3 separate regions of the Homo sapiens genome follow, and regions 2 and 3 are each linked to region 1. Evidence: chromatin loops called from intact Hi-C (ENCODE). Cell type or tissue: PC-9. All regions are shown on one strand. Each heading gives the region's core, and the rest is flanking DNA. Links, peaks and the distances in the headings are about the cores only.

Region 1 (5,370 bases), core at 161-5,160:
GAAAGTAAACATCCTCTGCCCCTCCAAGCCTTAACTTTTAAGTGGTAAATCTCCATGTTGCAAAGTTTCTGTTTGCCATCAGTGGTACAATATTAACAAGCCCAAGGACCTGAAATGATAGCCACCAACCAAGACTTTGTCAACTTAAAAGAATGGTGATATTTTCCCTCTATCTGCCTGATTCCTATTCCTCTTAATTGGCTCAGAAGTTGGGCAGGAAAGAGGGGTCCTATTTATTGGGTACCCTAAAACCCCAACATAAGGGAAGTCTTTTCTGGTTTCCTCTGGGAAACCTTAGGTTCAACAGTGGCCTGTTGTGGATAAAGATCTACTCTTGGGGGTGACCAAGGATTTGGGGGCAGGAATTTGGAATGAGAACCCAGGCAAGCTGAACTAAAATGCTAACTGGGCAAGGGTGTCCTGTCTCCAGTTTGATGACCAAGGGAAGGTCCTGACTCACTTGGGGCTTATGAAGGGTAACAAGGGGGACTTCTCAGTAAATCAACCACTCACTCTTCATGTGACAGTAAAAGCAGTCATGGAACAAACAAACTTCCTGCCAAGGCTCCTTCTTGTTACCGCAAACTTTCAAGTGTGAGTAACCATGTGAGCAAGGGGGAACCCAATAATTACTAGAATAATTCCTTTGTGTGTGCTGAAGTTCAGTTCATATCTGACCTCCCCAGCCAAAAGTAATCTCTCTTCTCCAGACTTCTACGTCCAGTATCTGGAACTTGCATTTGAGACTTACTATTCCTGACTGGCTTTATTATTTGCTTAGTCATTGTGGTGGTGGTTCTTGCTTTTTGTGCATTTTATCTCCAGTCCCAAAGATTTTAAGTTTATTAGGCATAAGGACCATGTCGTATATCTCCTTGTATTTTCCCTGACCATTCAAGGGCCTAGCATAACATTTACTTGCATTTGGAAGTGTGGAAATAAATGAAGACCAACCAAATAAGAATAAGCACAGGCTGTTTATTCAGAGCTACTATCGTTTGTGTTTTGGCAGAGACTCAAATGCGGGCAGAGGAGTGGGAAAACTTCATAGTAGAAAAAAGGGAGGCTCCAGGTATGTGCTGATTGGAGGCTGTTGGTGTGGGAAGCTGGAGGTGGTTCACTAGAAGCACAGATGCCTATGTGATTGCTTAGGGTGCATATTTGCCTTTCTCTGGTTTGTCCTAAGTTGGAAGCAGGGACAAAAATCAGGGAGGCTGTCCATTGTCAGTCAAGTTCTGGCCATTTGGAGCTGATTCTTACAGGGGTTATTGTTTGGCTTCCTAACTTGTTGATAGAGATAGTGGTTAGACTTCTAGAGGTCTGGCTGATGATAGCAGGCTGGCTTCCTGGGCCGATTGCTGTTGCTAATGGGTTGGTGTCCTGGGCTGGCTGCTGTAGATTGTAGGTTGGAGTTGTTTTTAATTATGGCTTGGCCGTTGTCCATTTGTATATTCAGTCTCTTGGTGAGTATCAATAAATCTTGCTTGATTAACTAATAGATTGTTCTGACTATGGGTTGAAGCATGCCCTTTGAATTAATATTATTTCTCTTTCTCCTCACTGCTTGATCAACTGTTTGACAGGTATTCTCCATTTGATTTTTATAACATGACCTTAGAAATAGCGCAAGGGAGAAGGAAACTTGCTCCATTTTTGCTCCTTTTCTTAATTACCTCTTTACAGACCCTATCTCCGAATAGAGTTACTGTCTGAGGCTCTAAGGGTTAGGGCTTCAACATTTGAAGTTTGGGAGGCAGTGGGGCATAATTCCCCATCATACTCTTTGAGGGCCTCATTTAACTGAATATGCTCAGATCTATCTCAACTCAAACACACTCTGAGCCTTTGGCCTGGATGCATCCAAAAGAAGTGAGTAGAATGCTCAGGTGGCCTGTGACTTGCCGTGATTCACTGACCAAACACGAAGGAAGTGGAGCAGATGGTCACGCCATTAGAAGGCAGTCTCTCCTCAGGGAAGTCAGTCTCGTGGATTCCAGTGGCCCTGAGAATCACGATGCTAGTCTTCAAAAGAATAAGAAAGACCGATAAAAGATTGCTTCTGCTCTAAGTTGAAAGTGGCTTATGGCAGCTTCTCTCACCCCATTGACCAAGCCCATTCGCTAAAGCCCGTAACAAAAGGATTTTCCCCCCTAACATTTAGAAATGGCAAAAAGCAAAGAGATGAATCATCAAATAGGCAGAACGCTCTTCCTACACCTCTTTTACCTGAGCAAAAACATGACTTCCTGAAAGAGTACAAAGAGAGAAAATTGGTAGGAGATGACTAACAGGGGTGACTGTGCTGATGCAAAGAATGTCAGGACAGCATGAACTTTAGAAACAGGCAAGGTTAGATGCTGAAACGGAGGCGGGTGAGCACACTCCCTCAGGAAATCAAACTCAGGGAGAACCGTGAATAAAAGGCTCCCCAGAAAAGACGTGAGTGTGTAACTTACTTGACATTTCCACCAACGTGCAGCAGTGGGTTGGGTATGATGGTTCTAAATACCCAGTGACACATATTTACAAAAGAACTGTGTGGTTTTATTTTAAATGACAATGTCTTCTTAATCACCCCTCCGTACTGCCTGTCTGCAGCACTGCGAGTCACCAGGGTTCTGTCTTGGAGGAGCACTGTTTGGTCATGAGTCGTGTGCTGGCAATGTCTGGGAAGTGAGGGAGGGTCAGCAGCTCATGACCGTAGGCTCCAGGGAGAGCAGGAAGCTCTGCAGGATGCATGTGTTATGGGTTGAACTGTGTCCCCTAGAAAGATATGTTGAAGTCCCCACCCCCAGTACCTTGAAATGTGACCTCATTTGGAAATAAGGTCATTACAGATGTAATCAGTTAAGACAAGGTCATATCGGGGTAGGATGGGCCCTTAATCCAATATAACTGGTGTCCTTAAAAGGGAACTTTAGACACTGAGACAGAGACATACAGAAAGAATGCCATATGATAACAGAGGCAGAGATTGGAATTGTGAACCCCAAACATCTGAGACAGGTCTCAGTCAATTTAGGGTTTATTTTGCCAAAGTGAAGGACTTGCCTGTGACACAGCCTCAGGAGATCCTGACAACATGTGCCCAGTGTGGTCGGAGTACAGCCTGGTTTTGTACATTTTAGGGAGACATGAGACATCAATCAATATATGTAAGATGTACATTGGTTTGGTCTGGAAGGGCTGGACAACTCAAAGCAGGGAGGGGGCTTTCAGGTCATAGGTAGATAAGAGACAAACGGTTGCATTCTTTTGAGTTTCTGATTAGCCTTCCCAAAGGAGGCAAGGAAATTCCTTGTGGACAAATTGTAAGGGAGGTACGTAGCTCTTTTATCTTAGTAGCTATCTTTTAAAGAATAGAATGGGAGGCAGTTTTGCTCTAAGAAGTTTCCAGCTTGACTTTTCCCTTTGGCTTAGTGATTTTGGGGTCCTGAGATTTATTTTCCTTTCACAGAATAATGCATTTGTAGTCCAAACGTTGCCAGCAGACACCAGAAGCTAGAAGAAACAAAGAAAGGGTTCTCTTCTACAGATTTCTGAGGGAGCAAGTGCCTGACACCTTGATGTCAGAACTCAAGCCTCCAAAAGTGTGAGAACATAAACGGTTGTTGTTTTAAGCCCCCCAATCTATGTTACTTTGTAAAGGCAGCCCTAGCAAAGGAATACAGCCCATCATACATTGTGGTGAGCCCAGAGCTTCACACCACACATTTCCTGCTCTGTGCCTTCTAAAGTATATTTTTCAAAGGTCTTCACTTTCAGAAACTTGACCTTTTTCCAATTTTAAAAAATGATACAAGACCTTATTGTCTTCTACCCTCTTACCTCAACATATTGCACAAAGGCTGCACAGATCAGAGCTGGAAACTGTCTACCTGTTTTCCATGGTGACATCCTCTGTAGTCTCAGCTTATCACTGACGACCTTGGGCGAGTCTTGAGGCCTCCGTCTCTTCATTTGTAAAATGAGAGACTGGAACTAAAGCAACTTTAGCCTGAAACATTGGTAACCATGACTCCTCTTTTTCTTCACTGGTTTTTTAGACTCCAAGATGATGATTAAGGTGGGCCCTAATCCAATCTGACTGGTGTCCTCGTAAGAAGAGAAGATGAGGACACAGACAAACACAGAGGGAAGACTGTGTGAGGGCACAGGGAGAAAATGACTCTCTACAACAAGGAGAGAGGCTTCAGAATAAACCAATTCTGCTGACACCTCTCAAACTTCTAGCCTCCAGAAGAGTGAGGAAATCCATTTCTGTTGTATAAGCCACCCAGTTTGTGGTGTTTATTATGGCGGCCCTAGCAAGGGAATACAGAGGGAGACAGGTTCAGACATGTAAAGCGAGCCTTTAAAAGACACCACGTGCACCAGTGGAGCCCCAGGCCCAGGCCCCACAGACCTTGCCTCCTGGTCCAGTCCTTACTTTATCTCAGGATGTGACATTGCGTTTCTTATGGAAAAGATCTCACTAACCTACTTCATTTAGGAATGCAATTTAATTGGCAACTCAACGGTGATGTCGCTTCTTTTGCCATTTTTCTGCAACACCAAAGGAAAAAATTTTAAGCCAGCTTTTTTTAGCTGCAAAGATGACAAATGTTATCAACAATATCCAACCAGAGTATATTTTCATCCCTTTTCATCCCGTCACGATAAGCCAGAAGTATTTGTTGCCAGAAATGGAAAACAGCTTGTTCATCAGCCAGATGATCGCAGTGCTCAGAAGTTCCACTCGTTTGCCATGTGTGAAAAGTTAAGAATTGAAAACAGACAGGCTTGCTCTGCTTAAACCGTGAGTTCTGTGAAGCAAGAGAAAGAGAAATTTGGATACTAGGAGAAGAGTTGTGAGATGGTTTCGACGGCAAAGTGAACAGGGCCTTTTCACATTATTCTGAGATGGGACCTCTGGGTTGATTTGATAGTGGATATGACTGTTCTCTAATTGGCTAGAAGATGAGTCTAAAGTTACCAACCACCGGAGGATACTTTTGTGTTCTAGAACAAATTCCAATGTCCTACACAAATGTGATGCTGGGGACTTCTCTGTTACCTGACACCAAATTTCCTAGACATTTCCATTATACTTCCTCTTCCTGATTATCTTGAGTGGGAAATCTCCATGAGTTCTTAGTAGAAGGCAGAAGTATACAGTGGACCTGGGCCTTCATTAGAAACCATGAGACTTCAAATGAGAGCCTGAATTATTCCTTTATGTTTTCATTTATGTGAGAAAATAAGGGATATTGTTGACTTTTTATGAGATTAAGTTACCCAGTTATCCATCCTATTATTATAAGTTTTAGTGTTTGCAAAGAGATTTCTGATCGTTTTTATTAGTCTCTTTGTAATAGCTTCAGGGACTTT
Region 2 (5,370 bases), core at 190-5,189, 62 kb after region 1:
AGGTAGCTTTAGACTTTTTCTCCAATGACATTCCAAAGGCTGTGTGGGTTATGAGGGGGAGTCATCCCAGCAGGAAGTAGTCTGCGTTGCTGACATCATTTAGGATTGCCTTCATACAGTGATCATAAAAAGCATACTGACACTTAGTGTCATCCTGGTGTTTACATTTTCTACAATGTGCCCTCTTGTTGCTTTGCACCCAAGGCTGACCACTCTCACCGTCCTTGCTTGGTACCTATTTAGTGCCAGACCTTGCACATAGTAGCTACTTTATAAATAAGCCAGGGTGGCTACGTTCAGCAGGGGCCAGGCAAAGGCTGGGAAGGGGGTCTTGTTCTAGGGGAAGAAGCAGCCAAAACTGAGGAACACTTAGACCATGCAAGAGAGAGAAAGACTCAGGGCCTTGGTAGGGCTAAGGCAAGGAAAAGGGGACTCGAGAGAGCTGACTGATTTGATGGAGTATTTACCAGGGTCCAGAAGGAGAAGTCAGATGAAAATGTATATGGTGATGTCTTAGATGTGGCTGCTACAATAAATTATCACAGACTGGGTGCCTTAAACAACAAACATTTATTGCCCACTGGAGGCTGGGAAGTCCAAGATCAAGGTGCTGGTGGGTCTGGTGTCTGGTGATGGCTCACTTCCTGGTTTGGAGAGGGTGTCTTCTTGCTGTGTCCTCATGTGGAGGAGAGCAGAGAGTGAGATCACGCTCTCCTGTTTCTTCTTATAAATAACACTAACCCCATTCACAAGGGCTTCATCCCCATGACCTAATTACCTCCCAAAGCCTCCATCTCCTCAAATCAGGGCATTAGAGATTTAGATTTCAGCATATGAATTTCAGGGGGACACAAACATTCACTTCATAGCAGATGACTATTCCTATAAAAAATTTTCCCCGTGTGCCTTTTCTCTAACCACTTTCCCTGTAGATCTGTCCCTGTGTTTTCACTGGTTTTCCATACTGAGAGCTTTGTCTTTCTCATCAGCTACAAAAGGCTCATGTTGGCTACGATGCTGTCTCTAGGGCCTCTAAGAAAAGCAACTGGTTGACTTTTTATAACCCTTAATTACTGAGCACCTACCATGTTTCAGGTAGAGTGCTATGCTAGGGACCTACTGTATATCAGACATAGAACTGGGCACTTTGCATGCATTATCTCATCCCATCTGTTAATAAAACCTAAGAGTATGTTAGCTAGAGTAAGTAACGTTAGCCACTGTAACAAACAACCCCCAAATCTCAGTGGGTTAACACAATGTGATTATCTTTTATTCATATCACAGCCCAGTGCAGCTTGTGTATGTGTGTGTGTGAGTGTGGGTTGGGCTGGGAGGCTCTTCTCTTTGCAGTTTTTCAGAGACTCAGAATCCTTTCTCTCCTGTGGGGCTCTTTACCTTTATTCTCCTGGCTGCATCAGGTGTCAGGCCTCTGGGCCAGGGTGCCTGCAGTTCCCTCTTCTTTACCTAGCAGAATCTTAGCTCTGGTCCTGCTAGTGGAGCACAGTTAAGCTCCACTACCAGAGTCCTCTGCTGGTTAATGGGGAAGAGACAACATGTGAGAGACTGTGGGAAGGGTTTTGGAGGTCAGGCTTGGAAGTGGCATTTAACTCTCCTGTCCATATTCCCTTAGCCAGAGCTCACACACCAGGCACTGCAGGGGATACTCAGGAGTGTTTAGCTGAGTGCCCTGCAAGAGAATGAACTGGATTTGGTGAACACATATCATTACAATCATGACTGTTTTACAGACTGGCTAGCTTTAGCTGTCTTCTGGCCAAACAATGAGCTATTCCCTGAGGGGGAGCTTGTCTTCTGCAATTCTAAAATTCCCTCACTGTGCACAGGTTCTGACACATCTCTCTTGAATTGGATTGAATTGGAAAAGCTAAATCCTGTTGCAGAGTGGTGAGTGATTCTTAAATACATCCTCCTTTCTTTAAGACTTTCTGGTTTTCCACTTCAGCTGACAGCACTCCCCTTCTGGGTTGGAAGGTTGACAGCTGGAATCCCTGGCTTCTGCCCAAGGCTGAAGTTGCACAGTGAAGCTCTCCCTTGCCAGGTGGGCCGCCCAAGGTCCTTTGGAACACTCCTTCTCTGTGGTTTCTTCAGTGAGATAAGAAAAGTCTAATGATGCAGAAATACAAAGGAAGTAGGTCGGAGGAGGAGAACGAAGAATGACTTTGTTAAACCTGGTAGTTTCATCTTTCTAATTGCGGAGAAAGGATGGATGCATATCCCAAAGCAGAGAGTTACCTACTTGGGATGATCTGATTGCTTTAGGGGCACATTTCCCCCATCGTTACACAGACAAACTCAAGCTCAGGTTCAAGTGTTGGTCTTGACCCCCGTGTCCCCTTGTCTGCTACATGCTTGATGTTATACGTGATCCTATAGAGACACGTCATCCTCTTCATCTTCATCTGTCCTCTCACTGGGAAAAATAGCCCATGACATTTCACATTGTTTCCTGGCCCGATGTTTGACTCAGCAGTGCCTAAATGAGGCTTGCTTTCTTTTTTTAATTGTGTTTCCTTTTTAAAATGACCTAATCGGTGATTATCACTGTGGATATCTGAGAAGAATGGACAAAAATGAAGGTGAGAATGGTAAACGGCTTCCACAGGGGGAGAAAAAGGCCCCAGAGAGCGAAAATCATCAAAAACAAAGACTGGAGATATGGTTTAAAGAACTTCATCATTATTAATTTAGGAAGCTTAAAGAGGGCTGGCGACAAGGAAAGGGCGGTAAAAAAAAATCCTAATGATAAGCCTGCCAAGCATGTTGAAGGTTATCCAGGCCTCTGGGAGCCAGAATGATTGCAGCCCTTTACTTCCTTTGTTCTTCCACCGGGGCCGGTGGGCACTCCTTCTGTAGGAGGCAAGGATGGGGGATAGGAGGATATGGGTGAGCAGCACGACCCTGCAGGGCCCTGACCTGTCCCTGTGGGTTGTTGGCAGGGTTCTGAGAAGGCTCAGCAGTGCTAGGAAGTCTAATGGGGCTTCCTAATCAAATATGGAGACTGCTTCACAGCGAGCCTGGCAGTGGCATTGACCCATGAGAATGGAAGCCACCTATCATGCTAAGTCAGGGCACTGGCAGGCTCCTCTTGTGCCAGCCCTTGCCCAGTTAGTAGAGTTGCTGAGTTGGGATCATCTGGGGGTTTTAGAGAAGGGTAGGGACAGCTTGGGGAAGAAAGGTAGGTGGGAGAAGGACTTGGGGAGTGTATTTTGGTCAACCAGTAGGCAGTATTTCAATATCTTAACAGCTAGTCCAGTTGTCCCAATGTACAGCAGCTGGATTTCTGCCTTGGTAACTTCACCCCTGTAATTTGCACTGCTGTAGGGATCGAACCACAAAATAGAAATGGATCTCCTTGGCAAAACCATTCATCGGTTCTACTGGAGAGAGTTAATCAGGCATCATAGCTCACAGTTCTCCATAATGCATATTTCAGGGAACACCAAGGCTAGTCACCCTTGACTGCTGCGGTTTTTAAAAATGTGTATTTCCTTAGGGTGCTGCGTCCTTTTCTCCATGGAGCCCTCTTTGGTCCCTTTCCCTCTCGGGGCTCATGCTCTCCAGTCCTCATGCCGATCCTGTGTATTTTAATCAAAGGCAAGGAGTAGGTAGCTCGTGGGTTGTCATGAGGATGATAGGATGTGAAATGACCACTGTATTGTTTTCATCTCTCCAAGACAGCAGCCTGGTGTTGGGCATTGCCAGCTCATTAGAGGATGTCACTGAGAAATGCAAAATAGCCAACTCCACATTATCAACTCCTTCCAATTCCCTCAGCACAGAACATCAGAGCTGGAGCATGCTAATCTGATTTCATCACTTGGGCAGTGGAGGTTTTTATTGAGCTCACTCAGAGGTGGCTGCAGGGCTTAAAAAAAAAAAAAAAAAAAAATCCAGGCCTTTTTGGGTGGGCAGAGGAAGGATGTGTTTGCAGACAGCAGGTGTGTTTCCACCTATATATTACATCTAATATATAACCTGCCTTGTTCCAAGAATGGTTTAATGCTGTTCTCAAACTGACATGCTTCTGCTTAAACCCAAGATAGGTAACTCCTATATATTAAAGTTTTTAAGAGAGGAGAAATTTAGGGCTAACAATTCCCTACATAAAAGAATTCTTGACTTTAAACAAATAACCTATCTTTTGACTCTTCAATGTAAGTTAAATTTCCTGAATTTATAATAAAGGAAGAGACCCTTTTACTGGCACAGAGTGGGTTCAGAATTGCCCCACAGTTTCTCACCTTCTCCCCCAAAATATGCTGATTGCAGAGGACCCTGACTCTGCATCCCAGGAGTCAAGCAGCAAGTTCAGTGGGACCTGGAATTTCTTCAAAGTCACATCTTTTAACGTTCAAATGGTAAATCTTGCATGCTATTCCATCATCGATCTGTTTTTAATGTAAAATGATGTCTTTGATTTTTTAATATCAAAGGGGATCCCTTCTTCACCTCCCTACATTTTAGGTAAAGTTGATCCATCCCTTCCTTCCTTCCTTCCTTCCTTCTTTCTTTTTGAGACGGAATCTCACTCTGTTGCGAGGCTAGCCCAGGTTCAAGCGATTCCCCTGCCTCAGCCTCCCAAGTAGCTGGGACTGCAGGTGCCCACCACCATGCCCAGCTAATTTTTGTATTTTTAGTAGAGACAGGGTTTCACCATGTTAGCCAGGATGGTCTCGATCTCTCGACCTCGTGATCTGCCTGCATTGGCCTCCCAAAGTGCTGGAATTACAGGCGTGAGCCACCGCGCCCGGCCAACACTTCTTATGGAACTTTTAGTGCACCCTTTTTTTCATAGTCTCTGCCCATAGGTACTGGTTTCCTTCAGGAAACACCAGCTCACACTCATTTGTGCTGCCAATTCAGCGAAGAAGAAGGGGCCTGAAAGAGTCCTGGCCTCAGAGGGACCAGAGGCCTGAGGGCCTCAGAACTCCAGTTCCATGTTGTCTTGGTCTCCAAGATCCTGTCTGTTTTATCATTGTCTCCTCACTATTGGGCTTTGGAAACAGTCTGTTCAATTCCCAGCCCTACTGATGGAGAGAAAGAATCTGGAGACAGGAGTGGATATATATTGCCAGCTTTCAAAATTTTCCATTTGCTTTGAGTTTGAGTTGGGGTAAAACCACTCTCTTGAGTCCCAGTTTTTCTGTGTGTAAAATATAGCTCAGAAAATTCCATCCTTAGAGTGAAATCTAATATTATGAGGGCTATGTGTGTCTTAAAATGTATGAGTCCCCCTAAAGCCCCAGTGATGATCACTAAATACCACTTAAAGTAACCAAAGGTCCTTGAAGAAGTGGTAGATTCCAGTCTAGGACAGCAAATATGTAAGATGTGCCTAGAGAATCT
Region 3 (5,370 bases), core at 190-5,189, 150 kb before region 1:
GATGCCACCAGGGGTTGGACTAATAGAGACCAGGGCTACCCAAAGACACGAGGAGGGGCTGCTGGTCTGGAGGGAGGGTTGTGAGTTTTGTTTTGCCTGTTTGAGTTTAAGAACATGATGAGGAACCCAAGTGCAGCTCAACAGTGGGGCTGCTGCCTGAGCCCCTGGAGACTAAATCCGCTTAGAGGTGATGATTGAAAGAAAGTGTGAGCCTGGAAAAATGTTCTTTTAGAGAAAGCGTGAAGAAAGGAGAGCGGGGGCCCAAGACTGGGCCTTGGACTGGAGGCTGAAGAGGAACCTGTGAAGGAAACAGAATGTTCCCAGCCAAGGGCTCCCTGGTCCTGCAGGATGCCTTGCTGCCTGCTGCCCAGGGCACAGCAACCATTGCTACCAAAACAGTGCCAGCTCCAGCTTGCGGCAGAGAAAAGCGATGCAGGCCTGGAGGCCAGCAGCAATGTTGACATGATGTGCTACATTATTCGACCTACCCACCTTGGTGTCTACTTTAGGGCACCCTTTCAAATCCGGCGCTGTCGGGTGCAGTATCCATGTTACCAATGGTTTAAGCTGATAGTTTAGAAGGGCCCTGTAATTAGGGTTGCCAGATTTAGCAAATGAAAATATAGGATACTCAGTTAGATTTGACCAGATAAACCATGAATGTTTTTTAGTATAAGTATGTCCCAAATATCATATAATATATACTTGTATTTTAAAATGTGATTATTTCTCTGAAATTCAAATTTAACTGGGCATCTTGTTTTTCATCTGGCAATCTTTCTATACTCTGATAAATCTTCTGATCTCAGTTCTAAGGGGGCCATGATCACACCTTTTCTTGGCGAGTGGCCCCTCTTCCCCAAGACACATTTCATTCTCTTTTTTCCCTCCCCCACATTGAATCAGATGGTATTATTCAGAATACACAGGCCATTGTTCTACACCCACCATGTGCTTGGCAGGGCACAAGTTATTTTCACATATACAATATCAGTAGTTTGCAACTTGTTCAGGGGATATAGAACTTGAAAATCAGGTGCTTTTGGCAGACTATCACAGATGTAAAAATTTTTTTTTTTTTTTTTTTTTTTTTTTGAGACAGAGTCTCACTCTCTTGCCCAGGCTGGAGTGCAGTGGCATGATCTTGGCTCACTGTAACCTCTGCCTCCTGATTCTCCTGCCTCAGCCTCCTGAGTAGCTGGGATTACAGACATGCATCACCATGCCCGGCTAATTTTTGTACTTTTAGTAGAGATGGGGTTTCACCATGTTGGCCGGGCTGGTCTCAAACTCCTGACCTCAGGTGAGCCGCCCACCTTGGCCTCCCAAAGTGCTGGGATTACAGGTGTGAGCCACCGTGTCTGGCCATAAATGTAAAATAATTATACCAGCAATTCTGACAATGCCATGGAGGTGGGAAAGAAGCCCCAACAATGATTGAGACTGAAAGTTATGTGCGGGCATGCAATGAAACATTACAATAGAAAAATACATATATCCAAAGTACAGTCATGTTTTTAAGTCATTCCATTGATATTTTTGACAGGCAGTTTATTGAGATATGTGTTTTTGTTCTCCCTGTTGTATTTTCACCTTCCTCATTCCTGAGAAACTGAGTCTTGTCTTATAAGACCAAAGCATGACTTGTTGGTACCCAGAAGACAACTCCACCTGATATTTGTTGTAAAGGCCCTTTGAGTAGGATTACACTGGGCCTTCTGGGAAAGGAAAGGGATGAAAGAAAATGTTCACAGTTGAGAAATTGAATTGGGTTGGTGGGTAAGGAGTGGGGGAGTCCATGAAATTAAGAGCAGGACTGGCTTTGGGATCTCTAAACATGGGAGGTCCTGGGCCCTGAAGGGGTCTAGAATAAGCCAAGGTGGCATAAAAAAATTATTTTGAGCTGAAGGCATTTGAGTTCATGAAATCTCTTATCTGCCTAAAAGCAGAGCCTCCCAAAAGAACTCAGTTTTTATAAATCCCCTCCTTGGAAGCAATTCTAATCTTCTCTTCTTGGAAATGAGAAATTGGTACCACAGTCAAACAGATATTGTTACAAAAAGATCATTTTTCCCTTTTATTCTCCTATGGGCACATTTGTCTTTCTAAAAAGTCATTTGTTTTCCCTAAGTGCCATTTCTTCTCCATTTCTAAGTAGTCATTTGTTTTCCCAGAAGTGCCCCTCTGCCCCTCCCCTTCCCCTAATAGGGTAGCATATAAGCCCTGAATTCTAACCACCTCCTTGAGACTCCTTGAGTCTTTGTGAATTCCAGTGTGTACATATACAATTATAATCTGTTTTTTTTCTCGTCCTCATCTATCTTTTGCCAGTTTAGTTTGCACATCCCCAATCACCGCACCTAAGAGGGTAGAGGAAAAGTTTTTCCTCCCAGACAGTCCCTCTTGTGCCAAGTGCCTCCTGAGGATTGTGGCAGGTTGCCTGTAGGGTTAGGGTGGGGGTCCCATGGGTGTATCTGTGGACACAGTGGCTACATGGGGGCTCCCTGAATTCTTTCAGAGTAGGATGTGCTGATCTTGCCAGGCAACCAGTGCTCAACAGAAGCAGAGAGAGAGGGACTGTTGGCCACAGTGGCAGCCCCCACAGCTCAACCTCCTGGTACATTCCTTCCCTCCTCACATATTCAAGTCCTGGTACCACATAGCACTCACAATGCCACGGCGGGGGAAGGAAGCCTCAATAATGACTGAGACTGAATTTCCTACCAGCTAGGCAGGTGGGGATCAGAAGCAGAATAAATTTAATTCAGAAATATAAAAAATCCTATTCTTGCCTCTTTGCGTCAAGAGAAACATTCATTCCTTTTTCATTTTTCTTTTTGTTCATTGTTTAAGAAGTCACAAGAACTACAAACCTAAAAAAAAAAAAGTCTACTGGAGAAAAGCCTAACATTGAGAAAATTCTAGAAAATTCTATCCATTAACTTAATCCCATCCCCTAACCCTGGGGTTATGAAAATGTCACCATTTAAGAAAATTTTTAGCAGCTGAACACCTCAGTTAGTTCAGTGCTGTAGGAATGCAGTTAGAAAAACCATATTATCTCATGGGGTAAGGCTGCGCACAGGATGCTGACATTTAAAACCCAGTGTCCAGCATGACACAATGATGTTATTTATAGACCGAGAAGGATCTAGGACAAATGTGATGCATAGAAAGAAATAAAAAGAAGGAAGGAGCAAGCCATAGAAACCCGAGGTTGAATCGAGGAGGAAAACCCCCAGCAAAAAATCTGAGACACATCAAGCTTTTGTAGGGTTCATGTTTAGCAGGAAGTTGAAATGACTCACCGTATCCTGTTGTACTCGCCCTGTGATTCCATTTATCCCCTCCAAGGCTTTTAAAGCTCTGATTTGTGTAGGAAAATCACACAGCATGTCAAAGAATGACTACGCTCTGGTTTTACACATCCGTATTTTTAAACAGCACAAAATGGTTGTACTTCTCAATATCGAAATCTGACTGGGGCCTCTCCTGCTTGACCTTGCCCTGGAGGCTGCTGTCCTTCCATGGGTGGGTGCCCAGGCTGAGCTTGCACGGGCTCCTTCATGTCCCCCTTGGTCAACCTAGGTGAAGAGGGGAAGAATCCAGCTCCCACCATGCACCTTATTGACAGAAGCCTTCCTCAGATGAATATTCATGAGCAGCCTAAGTTTCTTTGGCTTTTCTGTTTACTAGTTTTATTAGCTCTTGAGAGGGGAGAGAGAGAGAGAGAGAGAGAGAGACTGGGGGAGACAGAGAAAGAAGCTGGGTGCGGTGGCTCATGCCTATAATCTCAGCACTTTGGGAGGCTGAGGCAGGAGGACTGCTTGAGCCCAGGAGTTCAAGACCAGCTGAGCAACATAGCAAGATCCCATCTCCATAAAAAAAGAAAAATAAAAATTGAAGAGAGAGAGAGAGAGAGAGAACTTTCCATAATTAATAGAGATAAGGTCAGCAAGATAACTCTTTTTTGCTCTTTTCCTAATTGCCCCTTCCTGGGGTGATTCCTTTCCTAAATGGGCCTCCTCTTAATCCTCAAGCTATTATGATATAAAAATTAAAGTGTGATATCCTGGCTCGCCCATTTCCTATTAATGGAATGACCTGTGGTAATCAATAGAGGAAATGCAGGAATGTTAACAGATGTGTGGTTCTGTTTGAGAGTCTCCAATTAAGTGATATGTCTTCAAGGTGGAAAGATGAGATCATTTTGAAATTAGTTTCTTTTTGGCTTTTTAAGTCTTTGGTTATTATCAATTGCATTAAAAAAACCAATTGGAAAGGAAAATCGATCGGTGCTGAATTCCTCCCCCACCTGAAGTCTTCATGCTTCCTCAGGTGATAGGATGCTAGAGAGGAAAATTTGGAATTAGCTTTTAAAAGGAAGAGAAATGACGGTGTAACCATCTGCCAAATACATGGAAACAACAACAACAAAAACCTCATCATTCACCTGGCCTGGCAAATAGGTTTGTGCATTTTTTTTCTTTTCTGTCCACCCTGTTGTTTGTCAGAGGTTGACCAAGAACTTGTCCAAGGGCCATTCCTGTGGTGTCATTGGTTAGAGACTTTTTAACAATTTCAAGTTCTGGTGAAATACTGTGAGTAAATAAAGAGAGAATTTTGCCTGAGTTTAAGGGGCTTTCCTGGGAGGTAATGTATTTTGTGGCCTAACACTTCATTACTTAGCCTGCAGATCTGGTTTCTTTTGAAAACAAACCCTAAGTCTGGAACTTTCCATGCTGAGAGTCCACGTCAGTTTCAAGAAGGCCTGGTAAGATGTAGCTGAGTAAAAACGAGACTCAATATGAATGATTACTGCTGTTCTTTCTCACTGGGAAGCCTGGGGACGTCAAGGATAAAATGACCTTTTGTACAGTGGTGATATTTCTCCATGTCTCAGCCTTTTTATCAGCATAACTATGGCCAAACCCAGTGCTTTTGTGGAAAACATTGGTAGCACCGTCATCTCAGAAGTCTTTATGTAACTTCCCATAGTCATGTCAGAGGAGATGGGGATACAAATCATCAAACGCTTCTCTTTGGATTGTGCAAGTCAGCAAATCAGCTCTGGCGATTTCCAAAGAGCTAAGACTACCATCCCTGGGTATGGTCCCTGAGTCTTCTTTCCCCATCCTCTACAGCCCCCACTCAAAGAAAGTGCCTCAAACAGATGGAATGACGCAGAGGTAGAATTGCAAACTTCAGAAATGCATGCTTAAGAGGGCAGGTGAGCCGGGTGTGGAGGCTTACATCTGTCTTCCCAGCACTTTGGGAGGCAGAGGAGAGTGGATTGCTTAAGCCCAGAAGTTCCAGACCAGCCTGGGCAACATGGCAAAACTCCATCTTAATGAAACATGCAAAAATTAG

What was found. Hi-C counts contacts between places; a loop is a spot of excess contacts. Peaks named below come from ENCODE experiments on the same cell type or tissue, not always from the same donor. Only the 100,000 strongest peaks of a DNase experiment are listed, where the experiment ranks them.
Region 2: it touches region 1 in a loop (7-fold over the local background); 8 of 110 quality-filtered maps call a loop at or near these places.
Region 3: it touches region 1 in a loop (11-fold over the local background); 6 of 110 quality-filtered maps call a loop at or near these places.

The regions. Positions count from the first base shown.
Region 1 is chr6:14,730,155-14,735,524 of GRCh38, reverse strand. No RefSeq gene overlaps it. Among named protein-coding and RNA genes, the nearest start is that of LINC01108, 450 kb to the right of the region's middle. RefSeq lists enhancers at 2,516-2,635, 1,477-2,676, 3,899-5,098. In PC-9, for the core only: no CTCF peak of the experiment used is centred there; DNase peaks (open chromatin) are centred at 1,894 and 2,284; H3K4me3 peaks cover 2,315 bases; H3K27ac peaks cover 5,000 bases.
Region 2 is chr6:14,668,032-14,673,401 of GRCh38, reverse strand. The region is part of intron 1 of LOC101928354 (a long non-coding RNA gene); the gene reads left to right. Among named protein-coding and RNA genes, the nearest start is that of LINC01108, 390 kb to the right of the region's middle. In PC-9, for the core only: no CTCF peak of the experiment used is centred there; a DNase peak (open chromatin) is centred at 2,091.
Region 3 is chr6:14,875,239-14,880,608 of GRCh38, reverse strand. It overlaps LOC105374945 (a long non-coding RNA gene), which reads left to right. Exons shown (of 5, transcript XR_007059473.1): 3 at 4,339-5,370. Among named protein-coding and RNA genes, the nearest start is that of JARID2-DT, 370 kb to the left of the region's middle. RefSeq lists enhancers at 1-353, 354-864, 3,434-3,623, 3,404-3,904, 4,687-4,746 and 1 more. In PC-9, for the core only: no CTCF peak of the experiment used is centred there; a DNase peak (open chromatin) is centred at 3,298; H3K27ac peaks cover 1,769 bases.